Linked DNA regions of Mus musculus: region 2 is linked to region 1. The links are chromatin loops, found by intact Hi-C in ENCODE. Cell type or tissue: left cerebral cortex. All regions are shown on one strand. Links, peaks and the distances in the headings refer to the core of each region. The heading gives the core; the rest is flanking DNA. Region 1 holds the start of 3830432H09Rik (RIKEN cDNA 3830432H09 gene). Region 2 has its middle 33 kb from the start of Gm41934.

What was found. Peaks named below come from ENCODE experiments on the same cell type or tissue, not always from the same donor. Only the 100,000 strongest peaks of a DNase experiment are listed, where the experiment ranks them.
Region 2: it touches region 1 in a loop (4-fold over the local background); 6 of 42 quality-filtered maps call a loop at or near these places.

The regions. Positions count from the first base shown.
Region 1 is chr1:119,535,444-119,546,214 of GRCm38, reverse strand. Epb41l5 (erythrocyte membrane protein band 4.1 like 5) reads left to right here. Exons shown (of 25, transcript NM_145506.4): 25 at 1-1,182. It overlaps 3830432H09Rik (RIKEN cDNA 3830432H09 gene), which reads left to right and starts at 10,050. Exons shown (of 4, transcript NR_126486.1): 1 at 10,050-10,152; 2 at 10,305-10,453. In left cerebral cortex, for the core only: a CTCF peak has its summit at 5,644 (motif pointing right); no DNase peak of the experiment used is centred there.
Region 2 is chr1:119,088,693-119,099,463 of GRCm38, reverse strand. No RefSeq gene overlaps it. Among named protein-coding and RNA genes, the nearest start is that of Gm41934, 33 kb to the left of the region's middle. In left cerebral cortex, for the core only: a CTCF peak has its summit at 5,569 (motif pointing left); a DNase peak (open chromatin) is centred at 5,555.

The DNA.
Region 1 (10,771 bases), core at 1,248-9,247:
TCTCGCTGTGGAGCCCAGGATGGTCATAACTCCCAGCAGTCTTCCTGCCGCAGCTTTCCAGGGGCTGGATTTTCAGTCATGAACCATTGAGTCTGGCATAGACTTGTTCTGACAGGTTTTCTGTTTGGTTGGCTTTGGTTTTGAGTTGCTAGGGGTCATAACCAGAACCTTGGACTGGGAATGGTGGCATGTCTTTAATCCCATCACTCTCTGAGCTGCAGGCAAACTAAGGCTACATGGTGAGGCCCGTGTCTCACTCAGCCACTGAGCTATGTCCCCAAGACCCACTAAGTTTGTTCTATAGAGACCCCGAGATAACAGATACTTCACCAATCAGTTCTGCTGGTGCTGCGCAGCATCATCAGAGGCAGCACTCAGCATCGTTGCATTCACTGCAGCTGATTCACAGTGCTGCTTCCCAGCTCTGAGCACAGGAGAGTGCTGCCTGCAGTCCATGGTCTGCAGCACTAGCAGCCACTCAGGCAGCCAGCACTTGAGGACATTGTGTCAAGTTGTCCACAGGGCTGCAAGGAGATTGTGGGTCTCAGCTGTGAAAGACTTGGACCTATTATTTGATCCATCTCTTGACCATCCAGTTGACTGGAAATTTGCATACATGTATGTAATAAAGAATGTGGGTTTATAGATCACTGATGCTTTTTTTTTTTTTTTTTTTCTGGAAAAAAATGAAACTTGGGTTTGGATGGTCAGGATGAACTGGAAACATTCCTATTCCAGGATAGGGAACTTGGTTTGCACTGTGGAGACTTGGCCTGAGCTGTGTTCTGCTGTGTGCACTTCTGGTGGGACTGCTTATCTTCTTCTTTATGGCGTTGTTGGGGGTGATAGCCACTAATTCTCAGGATTCCTTCTTATCTCTCTCTGTGTGTGTGTGTGTGTGTGTGTGTGTGTGTGGTTTCATGGAACTCTGTGCTCTTTCTGTGCTCACATCTGGATACAATAGACGATTATGAGGATTCACCAGCTCTTTTGTGTTTACCTTTTCTACATGTTAAGCTCTGCAGTAGCTTTGAAACTGTAATTTATTTTTGTATCACATGCACTATATTCAGTGACTTCCTGTTGTATGTATTAGAAGCACTGCAGTGAACTGTGAGTTGTCTGTACACTGAACAAGAACTCTAGGTATGACCCATTGCAATAAAACTTCCATGAGAGTTCATGTTTTATGAGCTGTTTCTTGAGCATGAATGGCCCTGGCTAAATTGTTAAGTCCGAGCCACTGTTTATTGTAACCAAATGGACTAAATTGCAGCCCTGATACAGTGTTGGGGATTTGTGTCAGTGTGGGTGTGGGAGATTAGGAGTGGAAATGTTTCCAAAGGCCAGAACCCTCCTTGGTGGCTGGGGAGATAATTCAGTGAGTAAGCACTTGCCGCACAAGTTCACATCCCCAGAGCCCACACAAAGCCAAATATGGTCGCACATCTATAATCCCAGCAGTGACTTACACAGGAGGCAAAGGCAGGAGAATCACCTGAAGCTCCCAGGCCTGGCATTTGCACCAGGACATATGCAGAGATAAACGACAGACCCTGCCGCAAGGAGGGTGGCCAGAATCTACACATGAGCTTGTCCCCTGACCTCCACTTACACACAACACAAAGGTTTTGTTTTGGTTTTGTCTTTTTTTGGTTTTTTGAGACAGGGTTTCTCTGTATAGCCATGGCTGTCCTGGAACTCACTCTGTAGACCAGGCTGGCCTTGAACTCAGAAATCCAACTGCCTCTGCCTCCCAAGTGCTGAGATTAAAGGCATGCACCGCCACTGCCCGGCTACACATAGGTCTTTTGAAGTTATTGGTAGGTGAGCATGATAGTACATACCTGTAATCCCAGCACTAAGTGTCAGCATAGACTATCTAGCAACACTGTCTTGACATGAAAAAATTCTGATTGTCATACCTAGCCTACTAGCTTAGCGTCATGCTAAGGGACTCAGGATAGTAGATACATATCTGGGACTTGAGTGTGTACTGCTCACTACCCACAAACACAGAGTAAATCATCTCTGACTGCCCTCTGAAAGTGCGCATGCCGTGTGACTCTGGCAGGGGGTGGTCAGGCCTCCTCCTATTGTACCCCAGTCCCTCCTGTGAACAGAGTGACTGTCCAGGTCGTTTGGCAGGCTTTTCCTGGCCAAGACACAGCACCACACAGGTAGCAAGGCTCCCAGGAAAGTCACACCATCTCCCATCCCCTCTTCTCCTGGAGAAAGGTGGGCTTTTCTAGGCTTTCACCTGTGCTGGAAACTAAAGAAAATAGCTGACAAAAAGTAAGCAAAAGCCATTTTGACTTAAGCAGGACAACCTGTGGGAAAAGCGAATTGTTCTCCATAGCCACAGGAAGCTGTCATGGGCAGAAACAAAGTGGGTGTTGGTGTGGACAGGTTTCCACCCAGCTGTTAGGAGTCAGAAGGCGGGGCTTCTGCCCAGGCTGTGCTTCCCTGAAAGAAAAGGGAGTGGATGCTCAGCTAGAAAACATTTCCCAAGTCCCGGGTGGGCTTCACTGACGGAGCCTGCAGGTGCTTTGGGAGGCAGAGCCTACACGGGTGCTGAGGTAGCAGCTCTTGGGTCAGTTATGATCAGAGGCCCAGGATGATCTGTTCAAAGAGCATCCACCTCCCCATGCTGAGGTTGAGTGGAGACTGGTAACAGTATCTCTTACCCCCAACAACAGGGAGCACAAATGTCCTAGGCCAGATTAACAGCCATCTAGCTCATGCTCCTAGGCTAGCAAGATGTTGGGAAGGAAGAAACTGAGGACGAGCTGCCCTGGCTCCTCCGGGCTGAAAAGTTGGCTCGGGTAGTTGAGTGTTTACCTAGCATAGAGTCCAAAATTCCATCCCCAGTACCATTAATCCAGGCAAGGAAATGAGTGCACTTAACCCCAACACATGGAGGTAGGAGCAGAAACATCAGGCACTCAAGTCATCCTTGACTACATAAGGACTTTAAGGCCAGCCTGGGCTGCATGAGAGTGACACACACTCCACACCTCCACCCCACATGCACAAAGAAGGATGGACCCTCAGTGTATAGATAGGAAACAGCTCCAAAGAGCGACAGGGACTTGTCTCAAGCCTACGGCTCAGATCTTGAGACTCCAGCACATTGACTCACTGCTCTCTAGCTCTTGTCTGCTCCCATTGGTACTGCTTGTCGCCTGGAAGCAGAGCTGCAGCTAAGTCCTACAGCTCAGTTGCTGTGCCACAGAGTCCCTTCCTATGGGGATTGGAATCATTGTCAAAGCAAAGCACACTTCCACACACAGATCTGGGGGATGTATGTATGTGTGCCTTCCTTTTGGATGTCTCCTTCTCTCTCCCCGGTGGACAGCCAGCACTCCCCACCACAGTATGTTCTCTCCATTATTGCCGTGCTCCCAAATCCCCAAATAAGAGTTCTAGGTAGCTAAGTACTTTAATTCCAGCACTCAGGAGGCAGAAGCAGGCCGGTCTCTGAGTTTGAGGCCATCAAGTTCCAGGACTACATAGACCCTGTCTCAAAAACAGAGAGAGAGAGACCAGACAGACAGACAGACAGACAAACAGATGGAGGAAGAGATCCATCCATCTTCTGAGAGGCTCTACCAGCAGCTGACTAAGACAGACGCAGCTGCTCACAGCCAACCATTGGACTGAGGTCGGGGACCCCTATGGGAGAGTGAGGGGAAGGATTGAAGGAGCTGAAGGGGACGGCAACCCCATAAGGGGAACAACAGTGCCAACCAACCCAGAGCCTTCAGAACCACCAACCTAAAGAGTATACACACATGTGGGGTCACACCCCACACCCTCCATTCTGTAGCAGATTATGTACTGCCTTGTCTGGCCCCAGGGAAGGGGAATGCTGGGGGTGGGGGAGAACACCCTCTTAGAACCGAAAGGGAGTGGGGATAGTGTGAAGAACTCTGGGAGGGGGGACCAGGAAGGGAGGCAACATTTGGAATGTAAAGAAATATGATAATTTAATAAAAGCCATAAAGTTAATTCAGAAAATAATACACACACACACAAGGTTCCGTGTTCAAGACCACCCTGCTCCTGACTGGAAGTCCTGTTTCAGATTACAGACCTACAAACCTGGTCATATGGGAGATTTGCACATAATTTTAACACACTTACTAATCTTTTAGGGACCTTAGGCTAGCAGGTCTGATCACTGGGTAGAACTGTTAAGTGGGCCAGAGAATCAGAGGGGTCTGCTGTTAAAGAGAAATCCAGTATAAAAGAACTGGCCTCTGTTGGCAGAAAGCGTGGAAAGGCTGAAGAAAAGCAGACAGATCCAGGATTACAGGGTGCAATTTTATTTGGGCTCAGAGAAGCCTGGTTCAGAGCAGCAACTTGGACCAGTGGATCCCTAAAACTCAAGTCAGAGAATGAAGCTGGAATGTACTTAGTTTATCTCAAGCTGATATCAAGGGTGCCAGGCACATTCCTGATGCCGACAGGACTAGAGTCTGGTTACAGAATTCCACACACCACTATGGGGCGGGGGGGGGGGGGGGAGGGGTGTTTATCTATACAGTGATTCCCAACATGTGGGTCATGACCCCTTTGGGGTTGTGTAACAGATATCCTGCATATCACATACATTACAATTCATAACAGTAGCAAAATTACAGTTTTTGAAGTAGCAATGAGGTAATTTATGGTTTGAGGTCATCACAACAACTGGGCTGCAGCATTGGGAAGGTTGAAAACCACTGCTCTAGAATACGCCGAAACACTGCCGGGGAATGGGGGGGGGGGGGATCATAGGGTTACTCAGAAGCCAACATGACTGTTCAGCACAGCTGCAGTCCAGTCAAACCGGGTCCCTACACAGTTCTCAGAGTATCAAAGTTCATGGCTAACAATGTGAAGTCACATGGCATTTGGAAGCCAGCCATTTAGAGGATTGCTGAATTACAGAACACAGAGCCTGTCAGAACCTGGTTACTCTTCCCTTCTGCCTGGTCTATGTAACATGGGGGTGCTTATAATGACCCCTGCCCCGTAGGGTGGCAAAGACTGAGCGTGTGCTGTAGAAAGGGCTGCACACCAAGTGGAGAGGTGGTTCATGAGAATCACCAACAACCACTTAGCTGGGTGTAGTGTATGTGTGTAACCCCAGTGCTGGGGCCTTGCTCCCCAGCCGGTCTAGCTGACGTGGCAAGCTCTCTGTTCAGTGACAAACCCTCTCTCAACAAATAAGGAATAAGTTGACTTCTGGCCTCCACACACAGGCAAGTGTGTACACATTAGACCACACGGTGGTGGCTTGATGTACAGTGTCAACTTGGTTCCCAATTGAAAATACTGTTTAGGGAGGCTTAGGAGGTAGGGCCTTGCTGGAAGAGATGTGTCACTGGGGGTGGGGGTGGGGGCGTTGGAGGGTTTAAAGACATGGCCAGTTTTTGAGTTTGCTCTCTCTTTCTGCTTGGGATTTGAGATGTGAGCCCTCAGCTGTTTCTGCTGCCACAATTCCCTGCTATGGTAGATTCTAAACCCTCCAGAACTGTAGGCCCAAATAGATCCTTCTATAAATTACTTTGTTCATGGTGTTTGGGTTTTTGTTTTTTTTAAGTATTTATTTATTTAATGTATACGAATGCTTATCTGCATGTATACCTTTGTGCCAGAAGAGGGCATCAATCCACATTCCAGATGGTTGTGAGCCACCATGTGCTTGCTGGGAATTAGACTCAGGATCTCTGGAAGAGAGACCAGTGCCCTTAACCACTGAGCAATCCCTCCAGCCCCTGCCCATGGTGTTTTATTACAGTACCAGAAGTTGGTACCAGAGAATGGTCTGTTGCTGTGACACACCTGACCATGCTGGGTTTTTGTTTTGTTTGTTTTCGAGAAATGTGGAAGGCTTTGGACCTCAGAACTGAGAAGTGGCAGAACTCTAAGAATGCTTAATGACCTTTGGGGGCCCAGCTCAGGTGGTTTCCAAGGAAAGCAATATTAACAAACTGAGCTTGTCATAATTTGGGTTTCTATTGCTGTGATATAAGATCACTAATAGGGCTGGAGAGATGGCTCAGTGGTTAAGAGCACCGACTAAAGGTCCTGAGTTCAAATCCCAGCAACCATATGGTGGCTCACAACCATCTGTAGTGAGATCTGAAGCCCTCTTCTGGTGGATCTGAAGACAGCTACAGTGTACTTACATATAATAATAAATAAATCCTGGGCAGTGGTGGCGCACGCCTTTAATCCCAGCACTTGGGAGGCAGAGGCAGGTGGATTTCTGAGTTCGAGGCCAGCCTGGTCTACAGAGTGAGTTCCAGAACAGCCAGGGCTATACAGAGAAACCCTGTCTCGAAAAACCAAAAAAAAAAAAAAAAAAAAAAACCCAAAAAAAAATCTTTAAAAAAAGGATCACTACTACAAGCAGCTTGGGGAGGAGTTTATTTGACTTAAATATCCTAGAGACTTAGGAGGTGTGGCCTTGCAGGAGGAGGTAAGTCACCGAGCGTGAGCTTTGAGAATTTTAAGTCATTTTAAGCCATTTCAAGTTTGCTCTGTTGCTGGCTTGTGGTTTGAAACTGTAAACTCTCAGCTGTTCCTGCTGCCAGGATTCCCATATCTTCCTGGAACCATAAGCTCAAATAAATCCTGAAGGGTTCTAGCAGGCTCAGGCCTGGCAAACGTGTCTGCCTTGCTAAAACCCATTAGATTGCATCCCTAAAGCTATTCCAAGGTCAATTCCTTATTTGGCCACTTCTTCCTCCTGAGGCTGACAACCAAGGTCCATCTATCAAAGTACTGAAGTCCAGCAATCAAAAGAGTCCTTTGGGTCACCTAACTAACATGCCCAGTTAAAAGTAAACACCTCATCTTAACGTGGGGTTTCCCCTTGTACCTTTATAAACTACCATTTTCCTGTGGCCCACCTCTGGCTTCTCTATTCAGAGGCAGTCCTTTCTCCTCCACCCCAAGACAAATACCCTTCCCCTTCTCCCGCATCCTCTGTCTTTGTCTCTTATTCCTGCCCTCTGTCTCTCTGGGGCAAATACATCTTTGTGCTGAGAACTTGGTCTTTGGGCTCCTAAGCCGATACTGTTCCTTTCGAACACTTTCTTCTGTAAGTCGCCTTGGTCTTGTTTAATCACTGCATCACTGCAATAGAAAAGTAACTAAAACACACACACACCGAGAGAGAGAGAGAGAGAGAGAGAGAGAGAGAGAGAGAGAGAGAGAGCTACACAGTTAATATTTCATATTAATTTCATTTTTTTCTTTCTTTTTTGGTTTTTTGAGACAGTGTTTCTCTGTGTAGCCCTTGCTGTCCTGGAACTCACTCTGCAGACCAGGCTAGCCTCGAACGCAGAAATCTGCCTGCCTCTGCCTCCTGAGTGCTGGGATTAAAGGCATGCGCCACCACTGCCCAGCTAATTAGATTTCTTTTAGGAGGTGGAGGCATGTCTCATGACATCCACATGTCAACTCTCTCCATCCAACATGTGTATCCCAGAGCTTGAACCCAGGCTGAGCGCGGTGGCAGTGCCTTTACCTACAGAGCCAACCTTCTCGTGGCCTGAGTGCTTCATGCACTGACCTGGTGATTTCCATATTGGATAGATGCAGCCACCACTCACAAGGGCCTGATGTCACCTGCAGAGACTGCCTGAGTCACCTCTCCTGTACATTCCTGACTCTCCCCTCGGGGTTTCCTTACCCTAAGTACGTGATCTCATCCCTCTGTGATAAAAGCAGAGTGTCACAGTCAGGAACATTCCCAGCCGTCCTTCTTGCAGCCCATCCTGCAGGGTGCCTTCCCTGTACCGCCTCAGTACTGTCTTGGTGTGGCACTGAAACCTTTCCACCTGCTTCTGATGTACTATCACAAGCCGTGTCTTCTACCTCTCCTTCATAGACACAACTCTTGGATTTGTGTTTGGTTTTGTTTTTTTGTTTGTTTGTTTGTTTTGTTTTGTTTGGTTGGTTGGTTGGTTTTTCGAGACAGGGTTTCTCTGTGTAGCCCTGGCTGTCCTGGAACTCACTTTGTAGACCAGCCTGGCCTCGAACTCAGAAAACTGCCTGCCCCTGCCTCCCGAGTGCTGGGATTAAAGGCGTGCGCCACCACTGCCGGGCTTAGACACAACTCTTGAAAGAGTTGCTCTCTGTCCCCTGACTCCTGAAACCCTGACCAGCCTTGCCTAGCCTCATGGTAGCATTTGCTGGTCTCTGCCTCCCTTTTGAGGAGCAATGCTTGGGCTTGTCCCATTTCTGCCTGAAAGTGACGCCCATCCCTGTTGCTTGGGCAGAGCAAATCACAAAGGTGTGTCTGTATTCAGAAAGGTGGGGCAGGGGCAGAGCACCAGCTGACTCCATAGTGTGCCTCTCGGGCTTCGCACTACGTGTCCCTGTTCCCCTGCCTGTCTGACGATAGTTGGCTTGCTTTGTTAACTCCCTCCTCCAAGGCAACGCTGATCCCTGTTCTCACTCCTGTGCTCCTGAGGTTTGGTAGGTAGCTCACATGACTCCAACACATGTCCATCAGCTCTCCAGTCTGCATCTCCCCTGCCCTCCCTCTGGTGCCTGTTTGGGTGTAACATGAACAATTCGGTGTCAAGAGGAGCAGTTTTTCTGTTAAAGGCAGTCATCCCTTGTTTCCCTGACCTCCCTCCTCCCCTCTGTGCTGATTACCAGTTGCATTAGATTGGGCATCAAGTTCCCACCAATAAAATGAGACCCAGTCACCACCTACATCAGGGATAAAAGACAGCGTTCATCTTGGTGAGTGTGTTTGGTAGCCTGGTTTGGGTTCTGGCTCTATAGAGTTGCCTTAGCAAATTGCTTTCATTTTGTTCGTGTGTCACTTAGCGCAGCACCAAGATGACACAATGACACAAAACAGCACTCAGTTCTGTGAACAAGAGATCCCCAGGAGCTGCCCCTTCTGCTGCCCCTTCTGCAGAGCTAATTAGCTTCCATGCTGTGGAGTGTCCAAAGCCCAAATACAGTTTAACCTGGACTATATTTTTAGTCACCTAAATAGCCATTCCTTGTCCACCTCTTTTTTAGATCTAATAGCCTGTAACAGATTACACACCTTTAATCCCAGCACTGGAGAGACCAAGCCAAGTGGATCTCTGTCAGGCCAAGGCCAGCCCTGTCTACATTGGGAGCTCCAGACTGGCTTGGGCTACATTGAGACCCTGTCTCAATAAAAAGGGGTTGAGAGGATTTAGCTCAGTGGTAGAATAGAAAGGGGAGATGTTTTAATCAAACCAGAGTTGCCATTAACCAAAAGGCTAAGCATCACCAGACAGCGTCTGAGGCCTACAATGGAGGTCCCCACATTGCCGTAAGATGTCTCCACAGTATATTTGAAAAATGTCTTGACTTATGTCTATTACTGTAAAAATGTCACATAACTGATTCCACATTGGAACATGGGTTTGGACTTGACCTTAATCCATGTTTCTGGGCATGGTCACTCATGTTTGGCTTTTCAATAAACTGTCCCTTTGAGTAAACGTTGTGGATTTCAAACAAAATAAGAAGTTATAGTGAAACAGGAGAGACCGTGGCCTACAAATACAGATTCATGATACCCCAAATACCATGTTCCATCATGATACCCCAAATACTGTGTTCTACCATGGTAACAGTTTTGTGTATTCTTACAGTTAACAATCAAGGCATTTTTTTTAAAAATTCATGTTTCTACCAAGCAGACAGTCTCTGCTGTCAGCCTTAGATGCTATCAGGTGACACTCTTTGCCTTTGGGTTGATGAGAGGGAGAAATCTGTGTGTACATTCCAAAGGATTTACCTAATAGTCACAAGGATATTAGGTCAGACACAGAGGTGAACAATACATGGCTGTTGGAGCCTAACCTCTCCAGCCAACATGAATGTCTAACAGAGGCCTACGTGGGCTGCCTCCCTGAGCCCCAGATAACATTGATTTTGTTGAAAGGTATTCACCAAAGAGGCTATTCAGACATGGGTTTAAGCCAGTAGAAACTCTATTAGTCAGCCAACAGCTACACTGGGTGTTTGAGATCGCAGTCTAGCCCTGAGCCTTCCTCATGGTGTGCTTTTAAGAATAAAAACCATGTTGTGGGTTGACACACTTCAGTTAACAAGAAGAGTTAGCCAGAAGCAGAAGTACAGAAGCCATAGAGCAAGGTTGGTACATTTAGAGACTTTGGCGGGTGGTGCTCTGTGTGTGTTGAGATTTACAGACTGAGTGGCACCTTTGTCATGCAGCCAGCTGTGCTAAGGTCTGGTGCCTGTTACAGATATGCCTTAATTCTTTTACCTCCTCCTCTGCCTATCAGTCTTTGGTGCCTTTTAAATTATCATGTACACATGTGTGGGCTTGAGGTGTATGCACAAGGACAAGACTCCCAGACCTCCACCTGATGTTTGGCTGTGGGTCTCTGCATCTGTTTCCATCCACTGCTGGATTAAGCCTCTCTGATGACAGGTATGCTAGGCTCCTGTCTTCAAGCATAACAGTATCAATTATAGTATCAGGGGTTGACTCTCCTACATGGGATGGGTTTTAAGATGGACTAGTCTTTGGTTGACCGTTCCCTCAATCTCTGCCCCATCGTTATCCCTGTTCATCTTATAGGTGGGACAGATTTTGGGACGAAGCTTTTGTGGATGGGTTGATGTCCCCCTCCCTCCTCTGAAAGTCCTACCTGGCTACAAGTGGTGGGCACTTCAGTCTCCATATCCCCCACTGGTAGGAGTCTCAGCTAGGCTCACCCCCAGCCCTGGTATCCTCCCAGGACCCTCC
Region 2 (10,771 bases), core at 889-8,888, 450 kb after region 1:
CATAGTCTCTTTTCTTAAAGCTGTGATCAGCCAGCCACTCTAGCATCACAAGGGCAAGAGAGACATGTGCTGGGGTCTGGGCTCAGGTCCCACCTACCTGTCTCCTCTGACTGGACCTCCCCATTTTGTGTTTGCAACGTGGAGCAGACTGAGGAATAGCAGGCTCAGGAGATAGCTCAGTAGGCAGGCTTCCTTGCCTGAGTTGTGCTCCCTCAACCAATGTAAAAGGCTGGGCATGGCCCCGTGTACCTGTTACCCAAGCACTTGGAAGATGCAGAGACTAGAAGACCTTTGGAGTTTGCTGGCTACCAACCTAGCTCCAAGTTCAGTAGGAGACCTTATCCTAAGAGAATAAGACAGAGTGTGATAGCAAAGGAACCTGGTGTTCGCCTCCAGCTCCAGCACAGACAAGAACACATACACCCCCACATACATGTGAATACATTATACAAGCATGTGCACATGCGTGGGAACACACATATATCCACACTAGCTTTGGGGCCCCCTAAACTCCTGTAACACAGCTTTAGACCCAAATAGCAAACTGGGAGCCTCAGTTGCCCTATGATACCCCCCTCCAAGATTGAGAAAATGGATGTCAAGTGACTGTGTAGAATCTTCCCGTTCCGTGACAAGGAAACAACATGGCTGCTTGTTGCAGTCAGTGCTCCCAGCATGAGACCCCCAGGTCAAGACCTTCTGTTTTCACCAGAAGACCCCATCAAACACCAAGCCTCCAGGTGAAGAAAGGGATTATCAGAGAAGACAAATGACTTGCCCCAATGTCACCAGCTGCCAAGTGGCAGAGCTGGCTGTGATTCCAGATTGGAGTCCCCCCTGCCCTCAGAAACAAGCCATCCTCAACCTTTTTCTTTAGGGAGCACTGGAGGACTGATTGACCCCTTGGGCTCCTTACTCCCTAGTCTCGGCTTGTCTTCAGCCTCTCTGGTCCCCATCCCTTCCAAACCTCAAGCTCGGAACAGGAGTCTGTCCAGATGGGCGTTTGCTTGCCAGCCCCACCTCCAGCCGTGTGACCCTCCTAATGCCAAGGGCCACCAAACACACGGGGGCCAGAGAAGGTCTCCAGGCAAAACCAGGACAGGAGCCAAACAGTGGCTCTGCCCTTCTCTCACAACGGTGGCTCTGGGCTGGGCACTGCCCTGGGAGCCAGAAGGAGAGGCGGTGCTGTCCCTGGCTGATCCCCGGTGCACAGGTGTTCTCTACAGCCCAGGGAAGGGAGGAGGGGGGCTGGGCAGCAAGGCCGCAGGCGAAGAGCTGCGAAGAACTATCTGTTGTTTCCTCCTCGGGCTCCGGGAACAATTCCCCTTTGAGCTTCTTGGCTGAGGTAGCTGAGAGAGTCTTTCTCCAAGGCTGATCTTGACAGATTGATTTATCTGTTTCGGTAACTTGGCCTTCCTGAGAAAGTGAGGCTCTGAGCCAGGCTGCCTGGGGACCAACCTGGGGAGCTGGAGAGCCTGCTCTTTGGGCTCAAGAGCAGACCCTGGGTTCCTCTCCCTGCCCTTACTGGAACCAAGGAGGTGAGGGGCATTTCACCAACTGCAGCCTGGCATCTATAGGCAGGTGGCTCCACCTCAGTTCCCCAGCCCCTGCTCACACGTGGGTGTCTTTGGTCCCATTTTATACCTGGGAAGATCACTACCCAGGACCATAGGGAACAGAGGTAGAGAACCGGACAGGAACTCAGAGCTCTGCTTCCTCCATATCAATCCTCATCTGCCTCAAAGAGGACCTTAAACTTGAACCTCAGAGGGAAGCTTACCAGCATGGCCTCCCCAGCTGGGGCCCGGCCCTCCTGCCTGCCCTTCCCAACGTTCCCTGACTTAAGCTTCATGCTCCAGCCCAGACTTGCTTTGCCTTAGCGCGCGCGCACGCGCGCACACACACACACACACACACACACACACACACGCCCCATGCATACCCACTTGCTTGTCTCCCATCATTCTGTCCACACCCCAGGCAAGGCCAGGCACTGAGGGAGGGTTCCTATATGTTGGGAAAGGAAGGAGGGAGGAAATGAAAGATTGGAAGGAAGGAGAGAGGGTGAGAGAAGAGAGAGGAGGGCAAGGAAAGGTGTGAGGGGAGAAGGGGGAGGAAGGACAGAGAGAGTGGAAGTGACATCCCAGAATCCCTGAGCCCACCATGACGTCTGTACACTGGCTGCCTATAGCTTAAGTATCATGTTTAAGAGACAGGAAAAGAGCCCGATGCTGTCTTGAGTGGAGTCCTTGGACTCTGTCCTGAGTTTGGATACTGGTGTGAGGACAGGAAGCTGCCGTTTCTCTTTCCTCTGCACACACCCTAGCTGCCCTGGGCTATGGTCTGAAGTCTAGGCAGCCTCAAGTCCGTCCAGCCGAACTGCTGAGCTGAGGGTGTCACTCTGCCCACTTCCTGTCTGAGCAATGACATTGCAGGGTCAGGGGCACCTGGGACTGGCTGCCTGTTGCTCTCCTCTCTAATCCCAAACTGAATAGCCTGAGATGGTTTTAGCAGAGCCCCAGTCCTGCTCCAGCCACCTCTGTAGGAATCCACAGTCCCTCCTCAGAGGGGACACACTCATCCACAATGCCCTTTGACTCCATCAGCAGTGAGCTGGGTCCACAGCCACAGGCCTGGCAGAGCCCTCAGGCCCCCAGAACCCGGCCTGCTTGCTTCAACCTCCTGCACAGACCTAAGCTTTATTTCTGAAAGGGGAGTTCTCTGGGTAGCCAAAGCTGACCTCAAGCTGATATCCTCCTGTTTTTAACCCGGAGTAGTTGCCACGCCAGCTACAGCATGACCAGCTTTTTGGAGGTGTGTGTGTGTGTGCGCGCGCGCACAAAAACAAAAACAAAAACAAAAAATGAACTCTATCAGATGAGCCCACAGCCACGACATGCACCATGCATTCATACATCAGAAGCTTGCTATTATCTGGCTACAGAATCCAGGCCCACATACTAGCTGTGCAGACCCCAGGGCGACTATGCCCCCTCACTTGGCCTAGGAAAGGCCTGATGGCTGGCTCTGGGTTGCAGCATGTGCCCACTTCCAGCTCCTCAGATGTTACTGAGTGCAGACGAGACCTGTCATGGCCACTCTGCAATCCTACCTCTCAGATACCACAGTGGAAACTTCCGGGCAGACACCAAGTATGGCAATATTCTGCTCTGATGTCCCCATCATACAGACAAGAAGCATAGATTCTGAGAGATATCACCCTTCCCAGACTTCAGGTACCCTGAAGGAGTCCAGGTTTGGGATGTATCATGGGTAGGTTTTACTGAAACTGACTCTGGAGGTGATGGGAGGGAGGGAGGGGTGCATCATACAGACCAACCTAGCTCTGGCTGGCCGAGATCAGCCCAGGCCGGGCAGCCCACACACAGCATGCGGGGAAACAGCAGGCCTTACTGAGCTACCATGCACATGGACTCCTTATGCAGGTTTCCACACACAGAGAGGCTGGGCAAGCAGCTAACACTACCTCCTCCTGGGCACTGTGCAAACCGTAGCACATGAGCCAGGTCAACACTGACCTCACAGAAGTGACCGTCCTGCCAACACTTTGGTAAGGACTGTCCCAGGTTGAAGATGGTGGGTAGAGGATAATAATAAGATGCAAACTGGAGTTGGGACTCGGGGGGGGGGGATGTCGTGCATTCTACATAGCATTTAATAACAACGATAACAAGAATAGCAGCGCTTAGAGAAGACAGCTCAGTTGATGGAGTGCATGATGTGCAAGCATGAGCACTGGAGTTTGGGTCACAATGTCTGTATAAAAACCGATGGCTTAGCAGGGAAAGGCACTTGCTTCCAGGCTTGACAAGAACAGTTTGATCCCCAGACCCACAGGGTGGAAGGAGGGTGCTGATCCTACAAGTTGCCCTCTGACAGCCATGTACTGGCCATGGCAAACACATACCCTCTCTCTCACACACACACACACACACACACACACACACACACACACACACGCATACGTAAATGCACACTCACACATGCACGCATGCACACACACATATACAAAAAGTGTCCATACATATACACATGTGCACATGTAGAAAATATTAAAGCCAGATGAGGGTAGTAACCCACTTGGAATCCTGGCTTTTGAAAGGCAAAGATCCATGGTACAAACTGGTGAGCTGACCTACCTCAAATCTGAAAGCTCTGGGTTCAGCAAGAAACTCCATCTCATAAACCAAGTGGAGAGTGAACAAGGAAGACATGCAATGTCAACCTCTAGCTCCCACGTGCACCCATGTGTGTACACACAAGCACATGTACACTCATGCACACATACACACAACCCTTTTTCTAATTTTTTAAATTTACTTACTATTGTTTATGTGTACATGTGTTTTTATGTGAGTTTATGTGTATCACGTGCCTGTAATGCCTATGGAGGCCAAAAGAGGGCGTCGGACCCTCTGTTTCTGGAGTTACAGGCAGTTGTGAGCTGCCTGGTGTGGATGCTAGGAACTGAACCCAGGTCTTCTACAAGAGCAGTGTGCATTCTTACTAGCAAGCCATCTTTCCAGTACTGGCAAGTGTTCTGTAATATCAGCACTTGTTTTATAGGGTGTGGGATCACTGAGACAAAGAAGAGGTTATTTGACGTTTTCTATAGAAAACTGCTCTTCATCCAGCTAGGCCTGGAGGCTCTAAGCTGTACTCCCAGCTACTCTGGAAAGGAGAACCACAAATCTAAGGCTTGCCTGGGGTCCAGAGTGCGTTTAAAGCCAGTCTAGGCAACTTAGAGAGGCCTTGACTCGTGAAACTTAGGAGCAAGGAGGTGGTCCAGTTGATAGAGTGCCCAGCCCATATGGAGCCTCGGGCTCAGTCCTTAGAACCCTGTGCATAAGGAACGGTAGTGCTAGGCTGCAATTCCTGCACTCCAGAGCTGGAGGTGGGAGAATCAGGAACTCAAGCCCACCCTCAGCTATACAGCAAGGTCAAGGCCAGCTTGGGCTACATGTCTCAATAGCCCAAAATAGGGGTAGAGAGAGAGGTTCTGGGGACATAGCTCAGGAGTGTAGGACCTGCCTACCATACAAGAGGCACTAAATTCAATCCCCAGCTGTGGAAAGGAAAATAAACCATCAGGCCACACAGAGGCATTGGCAAAGTAAAAAGCAATTCTATTCGTGGGTTTTAAACTGTAAGGTGGTGGGTTCACCCATTGCCCTTTAAAAGCAAGAAGTTTCTGTTTACAAATCACATTCTCATGACCCAACCTAAAGTGTTCCTCAGGTCGGACCTGGGAGAAAATGAGAAGAGAAGCGCTTGGAAGAACCAGGACTTGGTTGGTGGTCACTTTTTTTCATCCTGCAGTGCTCCCCAGGTCGGCCTGAAATGTCCAGTGTGCCATCTTTCACTATCACCTTGACAGCATTTAACCAGTCTCCGTGATGTCACTCATTGGGCAGGGAGCTGCCAGCGACAGCCTGGTGAGGGGGCAATGCAGTGTCTGTTGCTTTGTGCAGATAAAGTAACCACAGAGGAAGGACCAGGAAGGGCCAAGGCCAATTGGTGAGGACAACACCTCCCTCTAGTGGTCCTATCAGACATTGCCGCTAGGCACTGTAGAACAAATGTGTTTTCTCAAGAGGTGAAATCGTTTTTTAAAAGGTGGAAGAGGTTAAGAGTATGAACTGTCCGACCCACACGCTTTAAGAAAGTTAAGAAATGTGCACTGGGGGAGAGTGCACGGTAGGTAGGGTACTTACTGTAAAAACATGAGGACCTGAGTTCGAGTCCCCAGCACCCAGTCAAAAGTACAGTGTGGATCTGTAACTGGCTTGCTGGGGAGCAGGAGGTGGCGAGAGGAGGATTCCCTAGAGGTCAGTGGTCGGCCAGCTTAACCAACTGGCGAGTTTCAGGTTCCGTAAGGGAGCCAGCCTCCAAAAACAAAGGGAAGAGCAATAGAAGAAAGTAGCCAGTGTTGATCCCTGACCTCCACACACACAGGCACACTTGCATATGTGCTCCACAAACCATCAACACACACACATTGACATTTTTAAATAATAAAATAAATCATTCAAGTTCTCACAATCATTTCAAACTCTGCGGAGCTTCCCCATGGAGAGAATCGTGCATTTTAGGAAAAGACCAGAACCTCCTGTGTGCAAGGAGCCAGCCCAGCCCTGGACAGCATCGGGGTCACACAGAGATGGCCTTGCTGGGCACACAGGCCAGCTTCCCTTCCCCGAGAGCCCTGCAAACCTTGAAGAGACCCTTCAATCCCAAGGCTTAATCAAGCCTCTGTGTGTGTGTGTGTGTGTGTGTGTGTGTGTCCAGGTGCACTTTGTTGTGTATAACTCTGTGGAGACCAGAGGTGGATGCCTGGTGTCCTCTATCATTTACTTTTTAGGACAGGGTCTCTCTCTAAACTTGGAGTTCCTTACTTCAGCTCTGCTGGCCAGCCAGTGAGCCTGGGATCCTCGTGTTTTGACCCCAGTCCCACAGCACTAGGGTTACCCACAAAAGCCTTTTTGTCAGGCTTTTACATGAGGACTGGGGATTTGAACTCGGGCCCCTAGGCTCCCATAGCAGGCACTTTGTCCACTGGGCTATCTCTCCAGCACTCAGAGCTCAGATTTCAGTCTCTAAACAACTGTTCTCACAACAGGAACCAAGTTCTTTAGAGAAATGGCTCATTCTGGTCAAAGAAAACTCAAGACGTATCCACTGGGGCTGGAGATATGGCTCGGTTCATACACACACTGGCTGTTTTTGCAGAGGCCCTGGGTTCCGTTTGCAGTACTTACATGGTTCCGTTCCCAGGAGATCCGATGTCCGCCTCTAGCCTCTGAGGGCACTTACAACTGTGGTGTACGTGCACACACGCCTGTAAGATAAAAACAAATCTTAAAAGGAAAATAAAATTTCATTTCTGTGGTGGATAAGTGCATAGACTATGTCATCTTAGTTAAAGTGTGGAATCCGTTGTGAAGCCCCACTGCTCCCATCGGATGCCTATCTGACTGTTTAGACGTCCATTGAGTTGTATAGTCTTTGGCTCTGGTTAACTTCTGTGTGTAATGTTTTCATTTGCAATGTTTTTATAACACAGTTTAAAAAGAAATATAATAAATAAAAAATATCTACGACTTTGTACAGATACCAGCTAGTTAAGGAATAAGTGGATATATTGGAGAAAAAGCCAGACTGGTCCCCAAAGAAGTTTATATAATAAATGTGGAAGGAGGCTAAGTTTCTAACAGTCACTAAACACCTTGAGAATTGTTTCAAGCAAGAATCATTAATGGGTCTGCAAAATGGCTCAGTGGGTGAAGGAGCTTGCTGCTAAGACTAGCAACCTGAGTTCAATCCCCAGGACAACACAGTGAAAGGAGAGAACCGATTCCCACAAGTTGTGCTCTGACTTTCACAGATGTGCTGTGGAATGAATGAATGAATGAATGAATGAATGAATGAATGAATATAAATAATGTTTTTTTAAAATAATCATCAGGCTGGACAGATGACTCAGCCATTCGAGGCTGGCAGCCAAAATGTCAAAAAGGGACCAACAGTGGACATCAGTAGACATGAAAGGCTGCAAGCAAAAGTATGATAAGCAATTTAGTTTCAAATTTTCTCACCATAGATACTTTATTAACTATAAAGGGGGGGGACACAGTATCTTTATATGAAGAAACTAGACATTCTGTGTCAGGGATTAGCACAAAAAAGTCCCTTTCACAGACTTTCTGCCCGAAGTGCTTGAGCTAAATTGGATTCTCTCTCTCTCTCTCTCTCTCTCTCTCTCTCTCTCTCTCTCTCTCTCTCTCTCTCTCTCTTTCTTTTCCTCCTACTCTTCCTCTTCTTCTTTAGTTTTTTTTAAGACAGGGCTTCTCTGTGAAGCAGAGAACTCAGAGATACGCCTGCCTCTGTCTCTTGAGTGCTGGGATTAAAGACATGTGCCAGCACTATCCAGCTATATTGCATTTTTAAAAAAGATTTATTTATTTCTATTTTGTGTGTAGTGTATGCATGCAGATATGTATATGCACCACATATGCGCCTGGTACCCAAAGTCAGAAGAGGGCTTCGAACCCCCTGGAACCGAAGTTACAGATGGTTGTTAGCCACCACACAAATGCTGGGAACCAAACTTGGGTCTTCTGCAAGAACAACACATGCTCTTAACTACTGAGCTGTCTCTACAGCCAGGCATAAGCCAAGTTAATCTAGAGGAGACATCATATAAAACCCAACCGAGCATGCACTGTGTAAAATAACTGGCTGGTACACTTTTAAAATAATAATAATGCCCAGCCTGGTGATATAGGCCTTTAATCTCAGAACTCTGAGGACAGAGGGATGCAGATCTCCATGCGTTCAAGGCCAGCTGGGTCTATATAACAAGTTCCTGGTCAGTTAGGGCTACATGGTAAGATCCCATCTCAAAAAATGGTGATGACAAAGACTATGATGATGATGGTGACTATGATGCTGATGATGCTGACAAGGATGATGCCCAAGATGATGATGATGATGATGATGCCCAAGATGATGATGATATAGCATGCCTAAAACTCTAGGCTCCATCCCAGCACAGTATAAACAGGGCATGGCGGTGCACACATGCAGTCCGAACACTCAATGATCAAAAGTTCAAGGTCATGCATGACTACAGAGCTACATAGTGAGGGTAGCCTGCATTACACGAGCTCCTCTCTCAAAAACGATTAAAACTAAAAAATGACGATGATAATAACGATAATAATAACAATAACCCTAACAATACCTGTTTTTAACTATCTAGCAAGACTTCCAGCAGAAAGTGGGAAAGAGCAGGCCAGGCTGAGATACAACCCAAGGATCAGACGCAGTCATCAGTGTTAATTTCCTGGTGCTGATGGCTGTGTTGCCGTTATGTAAGATGTTAACATCCAAAGAATGTGGGCAAAGAGCACACTGGGAATTCTTTGTACAATCTTTGTAACTTTCCTGTAGGTCTGAAGTGATTTCAAAGTGAACATTTCGGGGGAGGAGGTGGAAATTTGGAGACTTTGCAGATGCCTCCCTCAGCCACTTGGAGAAAAGTTCGTTTGGATCCAGCTCAAACTGGACACGACATTCTCCTTTCCACAGACAGAACGCCTAAGAGCCAGGGGCCAGCTGCAAGGGAATGTTCTTAGGCCGATGCATGTGCAAGCAAGCCGAGGGCTGGGGCTGCTTCCCCGGGAGGGGGGCTGGGGCACAGGTGGAGGGGCCCGACCAGGGTCCCGGGTGGGTGCCGCTGAGGGCCAGACAAGGAGCCCTCTGCAATTTTGATTCTACTTGGTCTAGGTTCAAAATTCTCCACTTTATAAAGCAATGCCCCAGAAGGCCGGGGAGATGGCCAAGTTGGTAAAGTGCTCAACTCTGCAAGCCCAAGAACTTGAGTTCCACCCCCCACGCCCAAGCAAAAGCCAGGCTTGGTGGCGCCTGCTTGTAATCACAGTGCTGGAGCGGTGGAAACTGGAAACGGGTGAACAGTCAGAGTTTTACTGCCACTTCTGCGAACTGGGAAGGCAGGTAAATGTGAGAGACCCTGTCTCAAAATATAAGAGATGTCTCAAAATGTGAGAGATGGCTCAGTGCTTAGGAGTGAAAAAAAAAAAAGGTGGAAAGAAATTGAGGGAAGACACTCAGGTTGGACCTCTGGACTTACGCACACATTCACACTCATACTGGACTCACATACACACATTCACACACACGTTCATGCTCACACACGTGCACACACACTCACACCCCACACACGTTCACACACGTTCACATACACACACAGTTCTTGGGGCAAGGTCTCAGCCTGAACAGGAGGAACCACAGGGAGACGCGGACCCGCCCCCTGACAAGCTCCTCCCACCCTGTCCGCTGCTCTTGCCATCCATCTGCAGGCCCCAGACCATTTCTGGGCTATCCCGGAGCTCGCCTTGACTCTTTTCCCAACTGGCCCCAGAGCCTCCTAAATGTACACATTGGCTGAGTTCTCAGTCTTCCTATCCACCCTGCTCCCTTAGGGATGGAGGACCTCAGGCCTGGGACTGCTTGTGCTAAGTGGTCCTCCTCCTCAAGCCAGGATGGACACTGGAGGGTGAAATAAGATTCCTGCTGTCCCTGTAGCCTTCAGGTGGGAGGCCCTGTGCACACAAAACCAAAGCCACCTCTTTACAGTACCCAACCTTCTCTGTAGGGCAAAAACTAATTCATCCTAAATTCCCAAGACACTCACAATCATGCCCACCCCGTGAGAAGCCACCTTTGGTCTCCAGTGGCCTTTGTATTCTAGAAGCTGATTGGTAAGAGAACTCGAATGCTCCTGCTTGGATAAAGAAGGGGAGCTGGAAAATTACGTCAGTGCCTCCCATCTCCTCGAGGGCTAAGGCCTCAGGGAGGGCTACCCTGAAGGCCGAGATATTACAGAGGACAGATCATGGCAGTGTCACAGCAGCCACAGGGAGAGCGCGGGGACCCTGAGGATCATAGAACTTAGTGGAAGCTCCACACAGTACCGAGGACCAGACCTTGTCTTGCACCACACACACACACACACACACACACACACACACACACACACACACTTACTCTGGCTTTTTTGCCGCTCTGCACTAGTACTGAAATCCCTTGAATGATGGCCAACTCCACAAATCAGTGGGGTTCAGAGCATGTGACGCAGATCTTGATATAAAAATGAAAAGACTAATAATAATTGAGGGCCAAGGATGTGGCGCAGTGGGGAGAGCACTGGCCTAGCTTGCACAAAGCC